4 separate regions of the Mus musculus genome follow, and regions 2, 3 and 4 are each linked to region 1. Evidence: chromatin loops called from intact Hi-C (ENCODE). Cell type or tissue: heart. All regions are shown on one strand. Region 1 overlaps Trak1 (trafficking protein, kinesin binding 1). Region 2 holds the start of Gm34655 (a long non-coding RNA gene). Region 3 overlaps Ulk4 (unc-51-like kinase 4). Region 4 overlaps Trak1 (trafficking protein, kinesin binding 1).

The links. A loop is a pair of places that touch in the nucleus more often than their neighbours do. Peaks named below come from ENCODE experiments on the same cell type or tissue, not always from the same donor. Only the 100,000 strongest peaks of a DNase experiment are listed, where the experiment ranks them.
Region 2: a loop joins it to region 1, with 2.0 times the contacts of the local background. A loop is called at or near these places in 7 of 42 quality-filtered maps.
Region 3: a loop joins it to region 1, with 2.7 times the contacts of the local background. A loop is called at or near these places in 17 of 42 quality-filtered maps.
Region 4: a loop joins it to region 1, with 4 times the contacts of the local background. A loop is called at or near these places in 16 of 42 quality-filtered maps.

What each region holds. Positions count from the first base shown.
Region 1 is chr9:121,456,328-121,461,327 of GRCm38, forward strand. It overlaps Trak1 (trafficking protein, kinesin binding 1), which reads left to right. Exons shown (of 16, transcript NM_175114.3): 14 at 4,032-4,250. Among named protein-coding and RNA genes, the nearest start is that of Gm51661, 3.9 kb to the left of the region's middle. In heart, a CTCF peak has its summit at 2,346 (motif pointing right); a DNase peak (open chromatin) is centred at 1,004; H3K27ac peaks cover 584 bases.
Region 2 is chr9:121,277,713-121,282,712 of GRCm38, forward strand. It overlaps Gm34655 (a long non-coding RNA gene), which reads left to right and starts at 35. Exons shown (of 2, transcript XR_003948091.1): 1 at 35-254; 2 at 1,027-3,009. It also overlaps a transcript of Ulk4 not described here. In heart, a CTCF peak has its summit at 1,965 (motif pointing right); no DNase peak of the experiment used is centred here; H3K4me3 peaks cover 931 bases; H3K27ac peaks cover 585 bases.
Region 3 is chr9:121,246,114-121,251,113 of GRCm38, forward strand. Ulk4 (unc-51-like kinase 4) reads right to left here. Exons shown (of 37, transcript NM_177589.3): 15 at 4,749-4,930; 16 at 2,812-2,858. Among named protein-coding and RNA genes, the nearest start is that of Gm34735, 22 kb to the right of the region's middle. In heart, a CTCF peak has its summit at 2,015 (motif pointing right); DNase peaks (open chromatin) are centred at 2,048 and 3,848.
Region 4 is chr9:121,382,370-121,387,369 of GRCm38, forward strand. All of the region lies in intron 1 of Trak1 (trafficking protein, kinesin binding 1), which reads left to right. Among named protein-coding and RNA genes, the nearest start is that of Trak1, 18 kb to the left of the region's middle. In heart, no CTCF peak of the experiment used is centred here; DNase peaks (open chromatin) are centred at 402, 1,052 and 2,932; H3K27ac peaks cover 609 bases.

The sequences.
Region 1 (5,000 bases):
GTGTGAGTATAGTCTGGCTTCCTAGCTACAGCCTCTGAACACTGTCACCGTGCCTGCCGAGTTAGCTTCCCTCTTGAGCCATCTTCCTTATTTGTAACATAGGCAAATAGCTGTCAAACAAGATTATCAGATTTGTCTGATTCAGCCACATAGATCTGTAGGGCCCAGTTACCAGATCTGGACTGTCATTACCCTGAGGTCATGTTCTCACCTGGCCCAGTGAGACACTGATAGGAGTGCCCTCGATCACCAGCAGTCCAGGGAAAGGCACCTGGGGTGAGGTCCCCGGAGACCACTGTCTGGGAGCATCGTAGAAGCCAACAGTGTCCTCTGTCTAGATCTCCTTCTTCATGCCAACCGTCCTGCCATCTCCTCATGTGTCTGCCAGCCCAGCGGAGCTAGGTGCGGCAGATGCTCTCACGTTCTCACCAGGCCTTTCAAGGTTAGGCAAGTGAAGGACAGAATATTCAAGATAGAGAGAGTTATCTATCGCAGAGAGACCAACCGAGGCAGGCAGTAGTCCATCTGTGTTCTCAGGTGGGTGGCAGGGTGTGGTGGTCATGTCCTGCTTCCTGCTGGATAAGGGAACGAGGCTGGGATGGGGAGTGACACAGAAAGAAAGGACAGGGTGAGGCCCTTGTGCTCTGGCCTGCTTCACAGTCACTTTCACCTTTGCTCTCCATATCAAGGAGAGGATTTCAGGCAGCCAGCCTGGAGCTGGGTGGAATTCCTAGGTAAGGGCTTGGGGTATGGGAGTGTCATGGTGGGGGCTTCTGCTCAGTGCTAGGCTTCTTGAATACCTGGAGCCTCCTACCCAGCCAGGGGGAAGTGTTCTTGAGGTCCACTGTTGACAAACCAAACATCAGAGCTAAGGTTGAGGCAGCTTTCGGGTCTGAGGGATTGAAAACACCTGTCCCATGGGCAGAGCCGTTGCCTGGGCTTGCTATTGCTGGATCCCTGACGCTCAGCCAGGGGAAGGCATTCTCTTCTGCTGAGAGCTTCCGGGGACAGATGCCAGAGGTGGCTGCTTGCTCTAACGCAGCCTCTGGTGTCTCTCTCCCACACTCAGTGTTTTTGTCTGTGAGGAGGAGAGACAACAGGGTGATCCCGAAACTAAAGGAGTCAGGCGTGTGGTGAGGCCCACACTCAGTGCTGAGTGATGGTAAAACGGTGTCCTGACATACGGACATCCAGGTTGTCCTTGATAATGGCTTCTGCCAGGCTCTCCCCGTGACCTTCCGTGAGAAAGCACATGGACATTGTGATGGGGACTGTCAGAGGTGACAGAGGTTCCCTCAGTGCATGAGTGTCTGGCCCTCCTGCTAGGCCCTGGACATCCACCTGGAAGTTCTGCTGTGGGTCACTGGCACCATGTATATACCTGGTGGCCAGCCCCTGCTGCCACTGAGCCCACTTGCCTGAAGCACTCATGATCTGACCCCAGTCACTTAGCGTCAGGAACCTTCCATTCCCATTTGTGCAGTGAGTGACACTCCCTATGAGGAAGTTTGAGGAGTGCATAGTAGTGCTTATGTGTAGAGCACAGCGAGTTTTTATTGGAATATGGAGCATGTGCCACCATGATTTCACACACCAGTAAACAGAGGCAGGGGTGGAGTCTTCAGGCTGTCTTCAGTTAGTGGAGAAGACAAAGGGTTAGCCCACCAGAGATCTGCCTTCCATCATCCCTGGCCAGAAAGTTATCCAGGGAGAGGAAGCAGAGGCAGCCAGTCATCCCATAGTTTAGCCTTGCCCCTCCAGTCAGAGAGTTAGCCTGTCTCTGAGTTTCACGGTGCTGCTACGTTGTCCTGTTGCTGCTGATAGTCTTCCTGCGTGGTCTCTCTGTGGGGGTCTACTATGACTACCATGTCTTGAATTCCTCCCCAAGTCTCATTTGGATTGCAACCAGGTCAAAGAAATCCTTACAATGTATGTGTGCAGAGGCACACCGTAAGTACCCCTGCAGACAGCACAAAGTTAGAATGTGGCTTATACCAACACTAGGAGACAGAGGCAGGCAGATCTCTAAGTTCGAGGCCATCCTTGAATACAGAGTAAGTTCCAGGGCAGCCAGGGCTACACAGAGAAACCCTGGCTTAGAAAACAAAAGAATGTAGAGTACAGACTAAAAGTGTTCCTGCCTGTCCCTCCTGTCCTCTGTCAAGGCACACCATACTGCCGTGTCCGACGTGAGCTAGCCTTAGGAAACAGTTGTGTGTGGCATCTGGGAGCTCAGGATCCCACAGATGCCTGCATGCCCCACCAGTTCGTGCATTTCCCTCTATGGTCAGTGCCTGAGCCTGTGGGGCCTCAGAGCATCGCTGGGATGTTCAGCTCGGCCACTGGGTGGCGCTAGCAGCCTAGTCTTCTCCCACAATCATGGTCACAAAAATACCTGTGCTTTGTCCCAAGTTGAGGACTCGTTATAAAATCTTTATAGGGTGGATTCCATTTTTAACAACCTCTTTGTTGTTTTGTTTTGTTGTTTTTCTTTTTCCTTTTGTTTGTAGAAAGTATTTTTTACCCCATTCATTAGGCCCAAGTCTATCAAGGAGGATATAACGTGTGTCCTTAAACCTGGTGTGGCCCGTGAAGGGCTGAGGGTGTTGGGGTTTTCAGTGTGTTTAGTTTTTCTCTTTAATTTTAAGCAGAATTGAAGTAGTCCGTTTTCAGAATCCTTCTAAGACCTCCATGTCACCCCTTACCCGGTGTCCAGCCGGGGCTGCCCCTCACCCACCCCAACCACCTTTCTGTCTCTCCTCTCAAGGTACAAGGCACTGGCGGCAAGCAGCTTCCACTCCACCCCTCCCCCTCCCCCACTCCCTGTTAAGGAGTTTTTACTCAGCTAGAAAGTAGTCCTGGATGCTGTGAGCCATGGTGCAGGCAGTCTCCTGTCTCTGAGGGCTTCTCTGTCTGCAGCATGAGGCCTGTTTATTTCTGGCCATGTACATTTGAGTGTCTAAACTTTTGTCTGTAGAAGAGGGCTTCGGGTCCCAGCCTTCTGGGCCTTCTGCCAGACGTGGCATCCTGCATGGTGTGTCAGGTGCCCAGAGGCTGGGCAGAAGCATGGAGCACCACAGCACACTCATGAGATGCCGCTTGGCTCCTCCACATCCAGGCTCGCAGACACTCCTGGCCTTGTGACACCTTTCTTGGTAGAGCACCTGGGACACATGAGGTCATCAGGGACACACTCCGGTGTTATTACAAACCCTCTGGCTGACACCTGAGTCCTAGGGTTTGGTGTCACCCTGGAGATGGCACCTCTGCTCTAGGCTTCTGTGACTTATTTACCTTACGTCCTCCCTGCCTCACCTGGTGGCTCCTCCATTCTCCTTCCTTAGCTTCCGTTTGCAGGTGAGTCTGGTATGGTCGGCAGCAGACTTGTACCAGAGCATCCGGGTGTCTTTCTGATCCCCGGTTGTTCTCCTGATGGCTTCACAAGTTTCCTGTGGCCCTTGCTCACCATTTCACCCTCTTCTGTCAGCAAAGTGATAATGTGTTAAGTTTGGGTGTTAGCACCTGGTGGTTTAAAATACTTTGTTACCAGACATCATTGGCACACAATATATAGTGTAATTTTACTTTTGAAAGTATTGGTTCTTTACAGTGCCACTCCCTCCTGGTGTGACAGGGACACACTGTTGTCCAGTTAGGTCAAGCCAGTTCTACCCCAGTCCTTCCCACAGTCAGTCCTGTGCAAGCTCAGGTGACCCCAGTCCCTCCCATAGTCCTATGCAAGCTCAGGTAACCCCAGTCCCTCCCACAATCCTTTGCAAGCTCGGGTGACCTCAATCCCTCCCATAGTCCTGTGCAAGCTCAGGTGACCTCAGTCCCTCCCTTAGTCCTGTGCAAGCTCAGGTGACCCCAGCCCCTCCCACAATCCTTTGCAAGCTCGGGTGACCTCAGTCCCTCCCACAGTCCTGTGCAAGCTCAGGTATTCACATTGAGCTCTGAGGGTGGGAAACATTTGCTCTAGCTGCCATGCTAACTCTCCCTTCTCTTGGTATCCACTCTCTTTCCCCCACAAGGTTCAGCCACGCTTCACCACTGGCAGCAATTGGCCCAGCCTCATCTTGGGGGCATCCTGGACCCCCGTCCTGGTGTGGTCACCAAGGGCTTCCGGACTTTGGATGTTGACCTGGATGAAGTGTACTGCCTTAACGACTTTGAGGAAGATGACACAGGTGACCACATTTCTCTGGCGGGCCTAGCTACCTCCACGCCAATTCAGCACCCGGAGACCTCAGGTGAGAGGTCTCGAGCACGTGTGACTGTCTCAGGCAGCAGAAGTTACTCCAGCCAGCCTCAGGCTTCCCCAGAGGAGATGCACCAGCCGCCAGCACAAGCGGGCCTGGAGGAGGAGGAGGAGGAGGAGGAGGGGTCTGGTGAGGGCGCCTCGATTAGTCCTGTAAACCTGACACCTTTACCGGAGGCAGAGCTCTGGGCCTTGCTCGTCTCTGTTCCTGGCACCACCCGTAGTAACTCTGTGTCCGTAGCTTCTGCTCGTCTGTGTGGATGACAGGAAAAAGCTTTCCCGTTGTCAGGCTCTGTTTTGAAAACAGAGACCAGATCCTCCCCTTGTGACGGGAGTGGGTCCCTCTGCCCGTCATGGAGCCCTGGGGCCCTGCAAGCGGGAGCAGGAAAGGCTGCTAAAAAGCGGGATATGGGGCCCTGAGAACGGGGACACCCGAGGGTTCTGTTACAGCCATCCTACCCTGGATCTGGTGTCTCCCATGTCCTCTCTGGATTTCCAGCCTGAGCAAGCTGGGGGAAGTCTTAGGGAAAAGGCAATGACTGAGAAGACATAGAATGTGCGGAAACCAGAGGGAAAGAAGTGCAGAGAGAGGTCAGAATGCTTGAAAGCATGTCAGCTCTGTGACGTGCCTTAGCCTCAGTGAAGGCGCATGCGCTATCTAAGTGTTTAGTGATACTCTTTAACCAGGTACACACTCAGAGGTGTCATTCAGCTCTTACAAGGTGGATGCTAGGTGCTCAGG
Region 2 (5,000 bases), 180 kb before region 1:
AGGAGGCATGGACCGGAAGTGGCCGGAGATTGGCGTGGCTAGAGCCAGTCCCCTCCCCATCTGCGCGCCGATGCCTCTGAGCCTCCTCAGGAAACTTCTCGGTCTGGAGCCCGTTGGTCACTGCAGGCTCAGCGGACCGAGGTTAGGACGGATCGGCCTCTCTAGTCAGAGCGTGCAGTGGTGATCAGATCCCACCGGGAAGGCAGCATAATCGCGTGGTCCCAGCCTTCAAGCTGCCTGCGCCGCACATCTTGGTGGGTGGGACTTAAAGTCTTTCACGTCTGCCTGGTCCCAGAGCGTCACAGCTTTAGCTGTTTTGCTGTGTTTCCTTCTTAAACAGGGTTTCACGCTGTAGCCCAGGTTGGCCTCCAACTGGAGTCCTCCAACTTCCATTCTGATGTGAGAGCAGGCTGACAGTATCTATGGAAGGAAGAAAGCCCAACTCAGTTGACCAGAATCGGGCTAGAGATGGGGCTAAAGTTCCTTTTCTAGGTGGGGTGTGGCGGTGGGGAGATAGGACCCTACGTTTCTTGTTTTGTTTTGTTTTTTCGAGACAGCGTTTCTCTGTGTAGCCATGGCTGTCCTGGAACTCACTTTGTAGACCAGCCTGGCCTCGAACTCAGAAATCCGCCTGCCTCTGCCTCCCAAGTGCTGGGATTAAAGGCGTGCGCCACCACTGCCCGGCGGACCCCAAGTTTCTAAGGATAAACCAAGGTATAATTCCACCACAGCTCATGCGAGGGAACCAATGAATTTGTTAGGCTTACATACAGAGCCCGGATGAGGGCTTACAGACAGAAGCACTGCAAACCCAAAGCACTGGAAAAGTCTTCACCCAGTGTGGAAGATGGCTTCCCCATAGCCACAGGGGTGGCCCTCCCCTCCCACCCTCGCTTCTTCAGCCTGACTATCTAGGACCTCTCCAATACTCCCTGCTCCACAAGTAATTAGGAGAAAATATAAATGGCTGGGAGGAGCGGTCGGAAACCCAAGTAAAGATCCAAAGACCCTCCTGTCCTCTCCTAGGACGGAATGCCAATAGTCAACTGGACCTGCTGTGACGATCCTTGGCCTGCAACTCAGCAGTTGGAGATGGCATTTGTCTGACTTAGAAGGCCGTTGTGTTTGTGAGAGCATGTGAGTAAATGCCAGATGTGAGCCTTGGGTGTTGTCCTCTAGAGCTGTTCCTTGGTTTTATTTTTGACACAAGGTCTCTCACTGGCACCTGGGAATGGCTGGTTAAGGCAGGCTGACTGACCTCCAAGTCCCAGGGATCCACTGGTCCCCACCATCCCAGCCCTAGAGTAATGAGCATGCACCATCACACTTAGGTTTTAGGTGGTTGCTAGGGCTTGAACTCAGGTCCTCAAGCCCCTGTGGTGAGCACCTTACCAGCTGAGCCACCTAATCTAAGGAACACTATATTGCACATCAGACTTGGCAAGCATCTCTGTTTCTGTTTTTGTGTCTGAGGATAAATTCCTTCATGGTAGGTGACATCGACATTTTACCTCATTTCTGTGTTACAGAGTAGGATAAAAAGTGTCCCCATAGACTCATGGTGAAGGCTTTCTCTGCAGCTGGTGATCCTCCTCGATTTAACCACGTGTACCAGGACAGTTGTTCTAGCTTTGAGAAGTAGTTATGAAAGTGGGGACTGGCTGAGGTAAGTGGGTCTTTGGAGGCAGGCCTGTGAGGTATCTTGTCTTGTGTACTTTCTCAGCTTTCTGGCTCCCGTGAAATGAACAGCCCTGTCCCACCAGACCCTCCTGCCACGTTCTACCGATCCACCTGGCTGGGAGCCAGAAACAGTGGGTCCACAGACTGAAACTGTGCATCATGATCAATCAGTCTCTCTCTCTCTCTCTCTCTCTCTCTCTCTCTCTCTCTCTCTCTCTCTCTCTCTCTCGATTGATTTTGTGTATGAGTGTTCTGCCTGCATGTACACCTGCATGCCAGAAGAGGGCATCACATCCTTTTATAGATGGTTGTGATTGCTGAGAATTGAACTCAGGACCTATGGAAAACCAGCCAGTGCTCTCAACTGCTGAGCCATCTCTCCATCCCTGAATTTCTCCCTTTAAATTATTTCTCTCGTCGGGCGTGGTGGCGCACGCCTTTAATTCCAGCACTCGGGAGGCAGAGGCAGGCGGATTTCTGAGTTCGAGGCCAGCCTGGTCTACAAAGAGAGTTCCAGGACAGCCAGAGCTCTAAAGAGAAACCCTGTCTTGAAAAACCAAAAAACAAAACAAAACAAAACAAAAAAAACAAAAAAAAATTATTTCTCTCATGTATCTGTCACAGTGGTAATAAAAACGAACATACCTTATTTTTTAAATTCTTTTCAAGCTTATGGGTATCTTCTTACATAGTAGATTTGTATCTTTCTACTTATTATTGTTTCCTTCCTATATTGAATTACTTAATCCACCTAGGATTTAGTTTGGCAAACACAGGGAGTTAGAATGTAACTTTATTACTTCTAAGAATAATTAGGCAATTATACTAGCAGTAAGATTCTACCTCTCTCCCTCATTACAGCTCTAAATTTTAATATATGCATTAAAGTCTATTTCCATGTTATCACTCTTTCTCCCTTGGGCTATTTTTGTACTTATAGGAGAAAGTTCATAATTTTAGTTTTAAATATTTATAATAAAAAAGGAAGAAAAATTATCTTCAATGATACCCTTATATTTGGGGGAGCTAGGAGACAAGTATTGATTGAGCCCCTAAGTTAGATCCCGCCTAAGCAATATAAGACCTTGTCTCTCTCTCTTTTTTTTTAATTATCTACAGAGATAGGCTTTTTGAAGAGAGTTATTAATACCTCAGACAGCATGAAGTAAGTCTGAGGAGAGAAAGCCTTTAGTTCCCACAGGCGAATCAGTTTCTGCTCCTCTGTCTTGCAATCCAGGGGGCTGGGATTATGTTCCGAGCCTCTGAGCCCTGATAATCTGCTCTACTGGGTGTTTTTTTCCTGCTAAATGTCACTTTCCAAAAAAAAAATAATAATGAGAAAATCTGATAAAGGTGACATATCTTTAGCAAAATGCAAACTGACCATGTAGCCTTGAAAAAGAGATTATGAACTCAACAAGCAAAGAAGGAAATTATGTGTGACCACTTACCAGCTCATGGTGACTCTTCTCAACCTGGGTCTGTGATGACAGCATGGCCTTAAAGGACTTACTACGGTCTAGAGACACTGAAATGCCACGAATGAAACTGGTGTCTGCAGTTAGTATGTGCTGGAGCATTGCTGCACAGGGTCGGGGAGGGAACTGTTGAGATAGAAGACTGCATCCAATGGACATTTGAAGCTGGTGATACGGAATTGAGTGTGACACAGTAGGAGTCTTGAGATACATACATGCATACATACATACATACATACATATATACATACATATTTGAGATCTGTCAAAATATATTTTTTAAACTATCAAATATCTAGGGATATAACTCAGAAGTAGGGTGTTTATCTAGCATACATTAGGCCATAGGTTTGGTCTACATGACTGCAATCCCATAAAATGCTGAATGCGATGATGTTAATCTCAGGACACCAAAGGATGAGTCACATTCCCTAGACAGACCATGCTAGGATTGTCTCCTTACCACAGGAAGAGCTGGGCAGGTGTTAGGGAGTAATGAAGAAAAAGAATTCCATGGAAAAGTATTTTCTGTGAATTGAACCCTAACCCACTTATCTCGTGAAACTTCTTGGAGTTTTCTTGCACTAAAAGAGTTTCTATCTGATTTACCCAAGGGCCCACAGAATCCTGACTGCTATGAAAAGGAGGGTGACTAGCCTCCTGCTTGCCACAAATCCGCATTCTCAGGACTGTCTCAGAGTCCTCTCGTTTTAAGGTGTTTAGAGCCTGTCCATTGCTGTGACAGGAATGGCCCCTGGTGCATATGACTATAGGTTTTGCTTGCTGATCAAGACCGGTTGTTCAGATATCTTGACTTCACTCCTAAATTCTGCATACTCTGTATCTCTCTTCGTTGGTTTTACATCATGGTTTCACCATTTTTTAAGTGCCTGGTATCCAGAGAGGACAGAAAAGGGAACTGGACCCCCTGAAGCTGAGCTACAGCAGCTGTGAGCTGCTGTGTGAAGGCTGGGAGTGGAGCACGGGTCCTCTGCAGGAGCAGCGAGTGCTCTCAACTGCCGAACCAACTCTCCAGCTCTATTATCAGTGTTTAAGTGATCTGGGAAAGCATGGCTTCAGTCTGGCATTTCACAGGTGTTTGTCTTAAACGTTTTTATGATTTTATTCCCTCTGGATGGGCATCTGAGTGGAGCTGCCACAGATGAGAGAGAGATCAACACCACATCTTTCCATCTGGCTACCTTGGCTAGCATCCCGTCACCATCCTTGGTCTGAATCAACTCTAATTAGCCTGGATAGCCTCCTATCAGCTGGGCTGGGACGGACAGTCAGAGGGCACAGTGTGGCAGAGCCGGGGAAGGAAGACTGTCGGGTCAGAGGCACACCTGCATTGCTAGAGGTCCAGCCCAGGAGACAGTGAGGACAAATATCTCTGCAAGACATTGGTGATTCCTGAGTCTCTTCATTTTACTACAAAAGGGAAAGGGAAACATGTGCTGAGGGAAGACACATGAGGCACACTGAGGCCGCTTTCTTTTCATGTGTGTGTGTGTGTGTGTGTGTGTGTGTGTGTGTATACCACATGTGAGTGCAGTGCCTATGGAGGCCAGAAGAGGACCTCAGATCCATTGTAGCTGGAGTTACAGGCAATTATGAGCTGCCAGGTGTGGCTCTGGGAAGGAGTCCTCTAGAAGAGCAACAAGCTCTCTTAGCCTCCGAACATCTCTCAAGCCTCAGGAGTCTTCTAATATACTGTTTAGACTTCTGTTTTCTGTAACCCTGGGAGCAGGATTGGCCTTGTCACATTGCTGGGTCTGCTCTGACTTTGTCCTGCTTTATTGATGGGATCTCTTGCAGCTATCTATTTTAGCTTTTTCTAAT
Region 3 (5,000 bases), 210 kb before region 1:
TCCCTAGTTGGTGGAATTGTTTGGGAAGGCCTCTGAGGAGGTGTGTCACAGGGGTGGGCTTTAAGGTTTCAAAAACCCATGCCAGGTCTGCCTCTAACCTACAGATGAAGATGTGAGCTCTCAGCTGGTCTTGCTGCATGCCTGCTGGCTTGATGCCATGTTCCCTGCCATGATGCTCATAGGTTCTAACCCTGTGCTGATGGAAGCCCCAAATAAACTCTTTTCTATAAGTTGCCTTGATTCTGGTGTCTCAGCACAGCAATAGAAAAGTAACTAAGACCAAAAGAGAGATGCCAGCTTCAGAGGGAAGCCCAACCAAGCCACTGGAGAGGTCAAAGCTCCAGCGACCATTTAAAAGCCAGATGTGGTGATGTGTGCACCTGCACCCCAAGTGCTTGGCAGGCAGAGATGGGAGTGTGGGAAATGGCCTTGAGTTGTCAATAATATTAAAATCACATGTGTTGTGGGGAGAAAAGACACATATGATGATGTCATGCCTTACCAAGACACATAAACTCATGCCTGTCTTACTAAGACACATAAGATCATGCCATGCCTTACCAAGACACATAAGATCATGCCATGCCTTACCAAGACACATAAACTCATGCCTGTCTTACTAAGACACATAAGATCATGCCATGCCTTACCAAGACACATAAGATCATGCCATGCCTTACCAAGACACATAAGATCATGCCATGCCTTACCAAGACACATAAACTCATGCCTGTCCTACTAAGACACATAAGATCATGCGATGCCTTACTAAATTTGGTTTCCTATACGTAGAGCAAACTTGGAAAATGGAGACAGGAAAACGTTAAGACCTAAAAGCAGCATTTGAAAGAAAACAACAAGTATCGGAGAGCGGTGGGCAGGGTGGTGTACACCTCTAACTCCAACACTCAGGAAGGCATAAGGCCAGGAGGTCCAAGCCAGCCTGGGCTATACAGTAAGACACTACCTCAGTAAAATGTTTTTAACTGATTAAAAACAAAAACTCTTTTTTTTGCAAATTTAATTCAATTTAAATAGTAAAGGGGTTTTAAACAGTGCTAGAAAAAACCCAAGTGGCCTGAGTGCTGTGGTCAGTCTTGGCGCTAACCACTGCCTGGCACTCTGTGCCCTGGCACACGCCCCAGCCGAGTGAAGAGGGCAGACCAGAACAGCACCATGACCACAGGCATGTTGCTGTCTTCATGCATCTACTTCCACCACAAAAGCCAGAGTGGCCCCAACTTTAAGAACAGGCTTCAAGAACGAGGAAGAACAAGCTTGCTAAGGAGAGCCGGTCTTTCCCAGTTCCCTGACTTAAAAGATGCTGACGCTGTCCAGAACTCTTCCCTGAAGAGACACAGCTTGGTGAAGAGTTACTACCGCAAGGTGACTACGAGAAGGGTGCAGACCACCTGACAAGCGCAATCGCCGTGTGCACACAGTCTCAGCAGCCGCTGCAGGCATGGACCAGCGTTCCAGACGCTTCTGACCAAACTTCCACCCATGAGTCAGAAACTTGCAAGTGCTCAGAACCTGGCTGAAGATGGTGTAGCATGAGCCAGCAACATGACAGATAACTCTCAGTTTAAAATGATTTAACAGCTAGCTTCGAAGCTGATTGGCTGGGGAATACGGGCAAATACCCTTGTTACACTGTCCTACACTGAAGTCTACAAAGTTCACGTGTTTGGTGCAGATCCCTTGTTCTCCAGTGAAAAGTATTTTGGTTGAGATTTTCATTCATTATCCAAATATCATGGATTTCATTTGTTCTTAGGACATGCAATTCAAGTAAATACATTAGAGTGTTACTTGTGTAAAAACTCCCAGTGATCAATTTTAAAAGATTGAAAAGGAGTATAAAAGACAGTTAAATAATACACATTTTAGAGGCTAGCACATTTTACTGTAAGTCATAAAATTAGATAGATAATTGTGTTTGTGAAAACTGAGCATTAAAATCCTGCAGACAAAAAAAAAAAATAGAAAGGAATAGAAGCACTTTCAAGTCAGCAGGGGGCGCTGCAGACCAGGAAATGACATCTGACAAACAGCAGCCCAGTTCTGTCTGCTGCAAGAACAGCACTGAGATACAAGAAAAACTTCCTTCCAAAGCCTTTCGAAAACTCCACGGATGCCCTCGTATTTCACCATGAGGAGAAACTGCTGTCACACCTCTGTCAACCTCAGCATTCCATCCTGAGTCTCCAAGATGACACAGATAATCCCTCCCCCACCTCCCCTCCCCCCTCCCCCCCACCATGGTGCACCAGACCTCTCTTCTGGCCCCACAGTCTGCCAAGGATCTACTGAGTAGGTGAGGACACAGCCCCATTCTACAGATGCGAGCACTGAGGCTCAGTGAACGTGATTTCCCTGCGGGTGAGGTAGGGCTGACCTGGGATCCCAACTCTACACTTCTGCATCCCACATAGACTCCTCCCAGAAAACAGTTCCATCATGTGATCAAGCCCCAGCAAGAGGAGCCTAGAGCCTGCAGCTCCCATACATGAGCACCGTGCATGATTGTCCCATCAGTTTCCATAATACCGTGGGGAAACTCCTGCCACCGGAGGAAGACAGAGGTGTCGGAGGCAGGCACAAGATGAAAAACCCAAAGGTGGGCCGATCTCACAATAGACACCCAGAGAAGGGACAGCCTTCCACATTGGGACAACAGGCAGTGGCTGCGAGTGTCTCATGGTTACCGCAGGCTCACTTCGGATGACTTAGGACTGTGCTTATGATGAGGTATCTGGCAATAACTACAAAATCACAAAGAATGTGCTTTAAAATACGAAGGTTACTTACATATCCCAGTTAGGAGCTATCCGCAGGTGCTGGATTAGCAACTGGAACTAGAATTTAAAAAAGAAAAACATCAAAATGTAAGTTTTATTCAGAACAACATCCAAAGCAATCGGTGAATTAGCAGGGAAACTTACACAGCTGGGGTAAGTGAGACTCCCTCCAGGGAGGTGACCACTGACAGACATGGAACCTCAGCCAGTGTGCCAGCAAAATAAACATAAATAAGAAGTAAGAACTGGGGGCTGGAGAGATGGCTCAGGGGTTAAGAGCACTGACTGCTCTTCCAAAGGTCCTGAGTTCAGTTCCCAGCAACCACATGGTGGCTCACAACCATCTGTAATGGGATCCAATGCCCTCTTCTGATGTGTCTGAGGAGAACTACATTGTACTCATATGCATAAAATAAAAAAATAAATAGAAGAAGAAGAAGAAGTGGTAAGAACCGAGCAATGGAGGGGACAGCTTAGCAGGTAAGAGCAGGTGCTACTTCTGCAGAGGATCCAGGTTCAATTCCCAGCACCCACATAGAGGTTTATAAGCACCAATCACCTGTAACTTCAGCTCCAGGGGAACTGACCCCCTCTTTTTGGCATCCAAGAGCACCTGATGTAACATGCACATGTGCACACACACACACACAATTTAAAGATAAAATGAATCCAGCCGGGCATGGTGGTGCACGCCTTTAATCCCAGCCCTCGGGAGGCAGAGGCAGGCGGATTTCTGAGTTCAAGGCCAGCCTGGTCTACAAAGTGAGTTCCAGGACAGCCAGGGCTACACAGAGAAACCCTGTCTCGAAAAACCAAAAAAAAAAAAAAAAAGATAAAATGAATCTTTAAAAAATTAAGAGCAAGATGTTCTCGATTTGTCCTACTAACTACTCTCCCCACCCCCCACAGACACACAGCAACCTTCACAGGGAGGGAACAAAATGAACTGAAACTCCTCCAGGCTGACTTCAGGGGCTCAGCAGAAAGTGCCACAGTCGCAGCTTCCAGCGGCCCGCCTGAGGAAGTGCCATAGTCGCAGCTTCCAGCGGCTGGCCTGAGGAGCTCTGCCGACCCTGGCCAGTCAGTCACCAGTGAGGCCCGCCAAGGAGAACAGGAAGCGAATGCTGTACGGCTTTCTGTCCTTTCACACATCGGAAACCCTCGCATTTGTCCAGGTGGCCTGGAGCAGGAGCCACCCGAGTTTACTCCAGCACAGAGCTCCATCTCCTGATTACAGACAGGTACAATGGCTCCCGGCCAACACTTAACAAAAATGTCCACAGTTCGAAACCACCATCCACACAACTGCTTCAAGGAAGTTGATGATGATTCCAAAACCTTCATGAGAAAATTTTTCATAAAAAAATAAATCACTTTATTCTTTGTAATTAAATCAGATTACGATTGTATCCATCTGGACATGGTGGCACAGACCTATAATCCCAGCAACTTGGGAAGCTGAGGCAGGAGGATCATATGATCAAGATCTAACTAAGCTACAGAACATGTTCAAGGCCTGGGGAACTCAGAGACGGTGGCTCAAAATAAAAACTAGGGTCAGGGATGTGGCTCAGTGGCAGAGCCCTTGCCTGGCCTGGGTAAGGCTCTGGGATCCCCTGTTCTACCACCACACACACACACACACACACACACACACACACACACATACACACACATACACACACACATATATTCACACACACATACACACATACACACACATATACACACATACACACACTAACATGCACACACACACATACACACACACACACACACACACACACATATCCTTGGTCTATTGTTTTTATTGCCTGTTCTGTTCTACTACTGAGCTGATCATCACTCGGCCCCAAGCTCTTGTTCACATGTCTTTGAAATACAGAGGCCAACCACACAGAGTAGGTGGTGGGGCCCTGGGAGGCCCATCTACCCTGCAGTACCTACCAGCGGGGAGTGAAGCAGCCTGGTGGCCACCTCCTTGTGCGTGGCCACCACACACAGGTAGCACAGGAGGTTCAGCTTGGCCCGCAGCGCCCCTGTGCTCTTCTCGCTGGAGTCGATCTGGGAGCACACCTGCTGCAGGAAGTCATTCCAGTCTTGGTCCTTGAGGACCAGCAACTTCTCCACTGTGGAGGGAAGGAAGCAGAGGGAGCACGTGTGAGGTGGAGAGGGCTGAGCAGACATCCAGTGAGAAGC
Region 4 (5,000 bases), 74 kb before region 1:
GGAGCTATTGAACTGTTTCTCAGGGCCACACCTGTGCTAGGCAGAGGGCAGCATTAACGATGCCAGCGGAGCTTCAGGCTCTGGCTAACCTGAGGGGAGTGGCTTTCTTCCCAGCTGCCTTTTCTGGTGGTGGTCACTGTCTCACCCCTCTGAGTGTTCTTAACAACGTCTCCTCCACGTAGGTTTAACATTTTGGTTGTTGTAAAAGCCACACACCACCCATTACCTAGGGACAGGATTGCGTCCAGGGAGATATATCGATAGCCGATTGCATCGATGTGTGGGCATTCCTGGGCGTTTTTGCCCACAGTAAGGCAGCCACGACGTCACCAGCATGAGACCATCTGCTTTGCTATGGGCATTTTGGAGGCGTCTCGGCAGGTCCCTCCTCCTTCGCTTTGCCCCGCTTTTTGCTGCCCGCTCTGTTGCACAACAAGCCAGCATGCCCACTTGAACCACGCCACATTCAGTTGCTCAAGGTTGCCCTTTAGCCTCACACTGGAAACCCTGTTTCTGTAACCGAGTGGGTGGACTGGCTGCCTCAGCACAGCTGCTTGTCAGGGGTATGTATCTTAGGAGCCTGTGTGAGGGCTTGTATGTGTGTGTGCATGTGTGTGTCGGGGTGGTGGGCATATCCGTACCCCTGAACTGGTTGCTTTTTGGATACCGAGTTCTTCAGGTGCTTAAGGCTTCAACCATTCTAGAGAATCTCCAGCGTTGTTTGTTTCTCTGAAGCTTAGCTCTGTTGGCTTTTGCTCTCCAGTTTCCTACATGCTTGTCTGCCTGCCTTGTGCTCCCGGAGACCCTCTTTGGCTGCTGAGAGTATGGGGGACCTCAGACACAGAGCCCTACCTTCTGTCTTGTGCCTCCTCAGCCCAAAGTTCACCCAGTACCCTGAGGCCTTCCAGTCTATTGGCTTAGCCCATAACACGCCCTCCCAAGTCTTCCATCCTCTGGGTGGTGCTTAGAGCCAGTACAGTGTGTTCTGGCTGAGGCCAGCAGAGCCTTGCAGAGGATCTGCAAGGTCTTGGTTACCAGGGTCTAGAAGCTTTTCAGACAGCGTAGGAGCCATGCCCAACGCGCATGTGCCAGTTTCCGGCCGGCCATGCTCAATGCGCATGCTTGGCTCTGTGGCGCCACAGCCTCTCTGACCCTGCTTGCCTGCATCCACTGACGTGTTTGAAACAGCAGATGGTTCTGTGAGTCTCCTGTAATCTGTGGAGTTAAAGCATCTGTGCTAGAGAAGATTAAGTGCCAGTGGCTTCAGCCTGCAACACAGAGAACAGGAAGATGGTGTGCCCCAGCACTGTGCTCCGTAGTGCAAACCCTTCACAACAGGCAAAAATAAGTGATTGTGACAGCGTTCCCCAGAGAAGTTTAGGCTAGTTCCCAACCATCCTGGTCCCGAGGGAAGAGTGTTCTAAGTCGTCTGTCAGCTAGCTGTAGATGGCCAAGTGTCTCCTGTGCTGCATGGCATATGAGTGTCTTTGGGTCTGTACCCTTCAATCCTCATAATGTCCAGGAAGTTGTAATGGGGTCCAGGTCTCTACAGAGAAGGTGAGGAGCCCTGCGCAGCTTTGACACAGCGTGACCACTCACAGTTGCTGCCAAGGGTGACAGGACAGAGAGAGGATTGCTCCCTCCAATCAGCTCCTCTTGGGAGCCAGGATTAGACTGGGGCCAGGGTGGGGATACTTGGTGGCTGAGCAGTGGGTTGGAGAGGGACTAGGAGGAAAGGTGAAGATGGGGGGAGCTGGCAGTTTGGCCCTGTTTGATGAGTGGCTCTCGTATGGGCCCTTGCTTGTCTCTGTTAATGTAGCCACAATGTACTCCCAAGGCCTGCAGTGACAGGCAGGGTGGGAAATCCCAGCATACAGACTTGTTTCATGTGGCCTTTGTCTACTTAAAAACTTCTGAATTAGTCTAGCATGTAGAAATCAAGGGATTTGAGGGACTAGCAAGATGGCTCAGCGGGAAAAGGCACCTGCCACCAAGCAGGATGACATGCGTTTGGTCACCATGATCAATGTGGTGGGAGAGAACTGATTTCTACACAGGTGCACCGTGGCATCTAGGTCCCCAAATAAATAAATAAATAGATAGATAGATAAGTAAAGTTAGTAAATGTGATTTTAAACGTTAAAGAAATCAGGGGATTTTGTGTAACCATTCAGATCCTGAGTCTTAGCGAAGTCAGCATTGGAGGACAGAGAAGGTGGGTGCTGCCCCAGAAGAGGCTCCGCAAGCCTGTGGCCCTCCCTGTATCTTTTCAGAGAGCTTGCTGGTGGGCAGAGAGTGCCTTCCTCCTGCTACTGTCCCACACACAGAGGAACTGAGTCCAGAGAGATAACGATGAGGCTTGTGTGGGAGTTACAAGGCGCAGCGTGGGCAGGACGGGGCTGGGGCCCCTTTCTCCAGACTGTTTTGCCCACTTCTACAAAGTCACATGGGCCATTTTCACGCAGCCAAATAGTGCGCTTTGAGCATGCTCACTCTGTACTCCCCTCCCCTCCCTCTCTGAGCCCTCCTACCTCTTTCCACCAGCTTCGTTCCCCTACAGTCTAGGGCCTAGACAGTTTTCCCTTTCACATCACCCATGCCTCCCTGGTTTTATGTATCTACAAAATCTAGGAGCTACAAATGGAAGAGAACGCATGGCGTTTGCCTCTTTGAGACCACCTTCATTTGCTTAGTACAGTAGCCTCCAGATGCATCTGGTGACGTGACTTCCTCCGTAAGGCTGAAAGCGTTCCACTGTGTTTATATAGATCACGCTTTCCTTCTCCCTTGCTCTGAGGCCGGACACCCGGGCTGGTTCCATCTCTCAGGTGCAAAGATCTCAGGGATGCGCTGACTTGGGAGTCTTGGGAGAAGCTGGTCACATGGTTAGTTTGGTTTGGGTATTCTTGAAGCCTTGCTATGCACTGTCTGTCCAGAAGGTGGCAGTGTGGCGCCGGCTTCCTCTCCCTGGTTCTCCAAAGCCGCCTTCTGACTCCCTCTGTTCTTTCCTTTTGCCTTCTTGTTTCGCTCTCTTTTATCCTTTCCTTCCCTGATGGCTTCCCCGTGTCTCCAGATCTGCAGAGTGGTCAGGGGTGTTTGTGTCCTCTGTCCCCTGACAGTTGTGCAGTTAGTGCTCTGTTCTCTGGGACCAGAACCCTGGGCTTCTGCGTGGTCCTGAAGCAGCAGGCCCAGAATCCTGGGGGTGCATCCCTTCTCCATCTGGCGACAGCCACCTCAGAGCAGTTATGTACCCTGCGGAAGAGGAGACCTCCTCCCAGGGAGCCTGACTTCTGAGATTCCCTGAGTTTTAAATTTGAACACTAGAGTCATCGTCTCTGCTGTAAGGAAGAAAACCTGGTAGATTAAAATACAAATCAGCACAGAACAAATTCTCAGGTGGAGGGGCCTCCTCAAAGCATCCAGTCTGAGTCTGTGGGAATGGAGAGAGCCACCTCTATATTCCGAGATCCCTGGGGCTCCCTGTATTGTCCCCTCCCTCCCAGGCAGCTCCCGAGAGGTGCCTTCATCTTAGAAGGGGGTCATTCCAGACCTCAGGGCTTGGGCAGTTCCTAGGGGATCCTGGGAGTAGACTTCCATGGCAGGCGTTATATTGGCCTCTGCCTGGGATGTGGGGGGACTTCTGCTGTCCTGTGACACTTTTCTGTACTGCTAGACAGAGAGCTAGGGCCATGAAATGACCCCGTCATGGGATGGCGGCACCTCCTGCATGCTGAAGCTGGCGGCAGCTCTTCCTGGAGGATGAAGAGGTCTGCGGGCTGGGTTTGAGGCTGGGCTGGGACTCTTGAGCCCTTTCTCCTGAGTGGCTCTCGGTTAGTGGGGAGGAGATACGGAGAAAGCCTTGCCTGGCGCTGTTGTGTAATTGTGTATGTGCCGAGGCCTGTGAGAAGCCTGGGGGAATTGGTCAGGCAAGGTTCACAAACTCAAGCTGACATTTGAGTGACATTTTAGGGTGCAGCGGTATGGGTAGCGAATATTCTAGAGGTGTCTAAAATAGCTGATTAAAAAAAAAAAGATTTCTGTGTGTGTTGGGGGTGGGGAGCTGTGGAGAATGGCAGGAGGTTTGTGTGTCCTGATGTAAGGGAAGCGAGAGAAAACAGCAGGGGCCGGGCTGGGAAACGTGGTTCAGCTGTGGGCTTGGCTGCTTCATAAGAGGCAGGGCTGTTTGCGAATCATGGCTCCCATAAGGCAGGTGTTCATGTGTCTACATGGAAGGTGCCATGTGTGTTCTCTTTAGTCTACATGGAAGGCATCATGTGTGTGCTCTTTGGTCTACATGGAAGTCACCATGTGTGTGCTCTTTTTAGCTTGTCCAGGCACCCAGGGCTGATACAGCCCTTGGCATTGCCTGTGTGACTAAAGATGGCTAGCACCTGCAAGCTGGGCAGGTGACAAGGGTTAGGGTTAGGGTTAGAGCCTTGTTAAGAACAAACCTCCCTTCGCCCATATGTGGAGGCGTCCACCCGTCTCCTGGTGTGATGTCATGGGACACCCTAAGTTCCACACACAGGCTTCCAGAGATGGACAGTGGTAGCAGAGGGATGGCCAGTTAGTCACTGAGGGCTCCTCAGACTAAACCTGCACCTGCTTAGCTGCCTGGCCTTGACTAACAAGATCACCCATGCTCCTTCCTCACCTGTGAAGCTGAGCAAAGAAAACCTCGTCCTTCGTTTCCAGCTGGGACAGTCCGCAAGCACCTGTCTGTGGGTCTCCAGTGTTGGCAACATTTCTACAGGTTCTTTCAGTGTGTGAGCTCTCTCTTCATTCGTATATAGGTGCATGAGTGTATGAAAACGTGTACCGAGGATAGAGAACAACCCTGGATGTCGCTTACCTCGGACACTGTCCATTTTGTTCGTTGAGGCAGGGTCCCTAGCCTGGCAATTCCCAGGAGGACTATGCCAGCTGGCCATCGAGCCTCCGGGATCCACCTATCTCTGCCTCCCCAGGGCTGGGATTACAAGTGTGTATCACCACGTCCA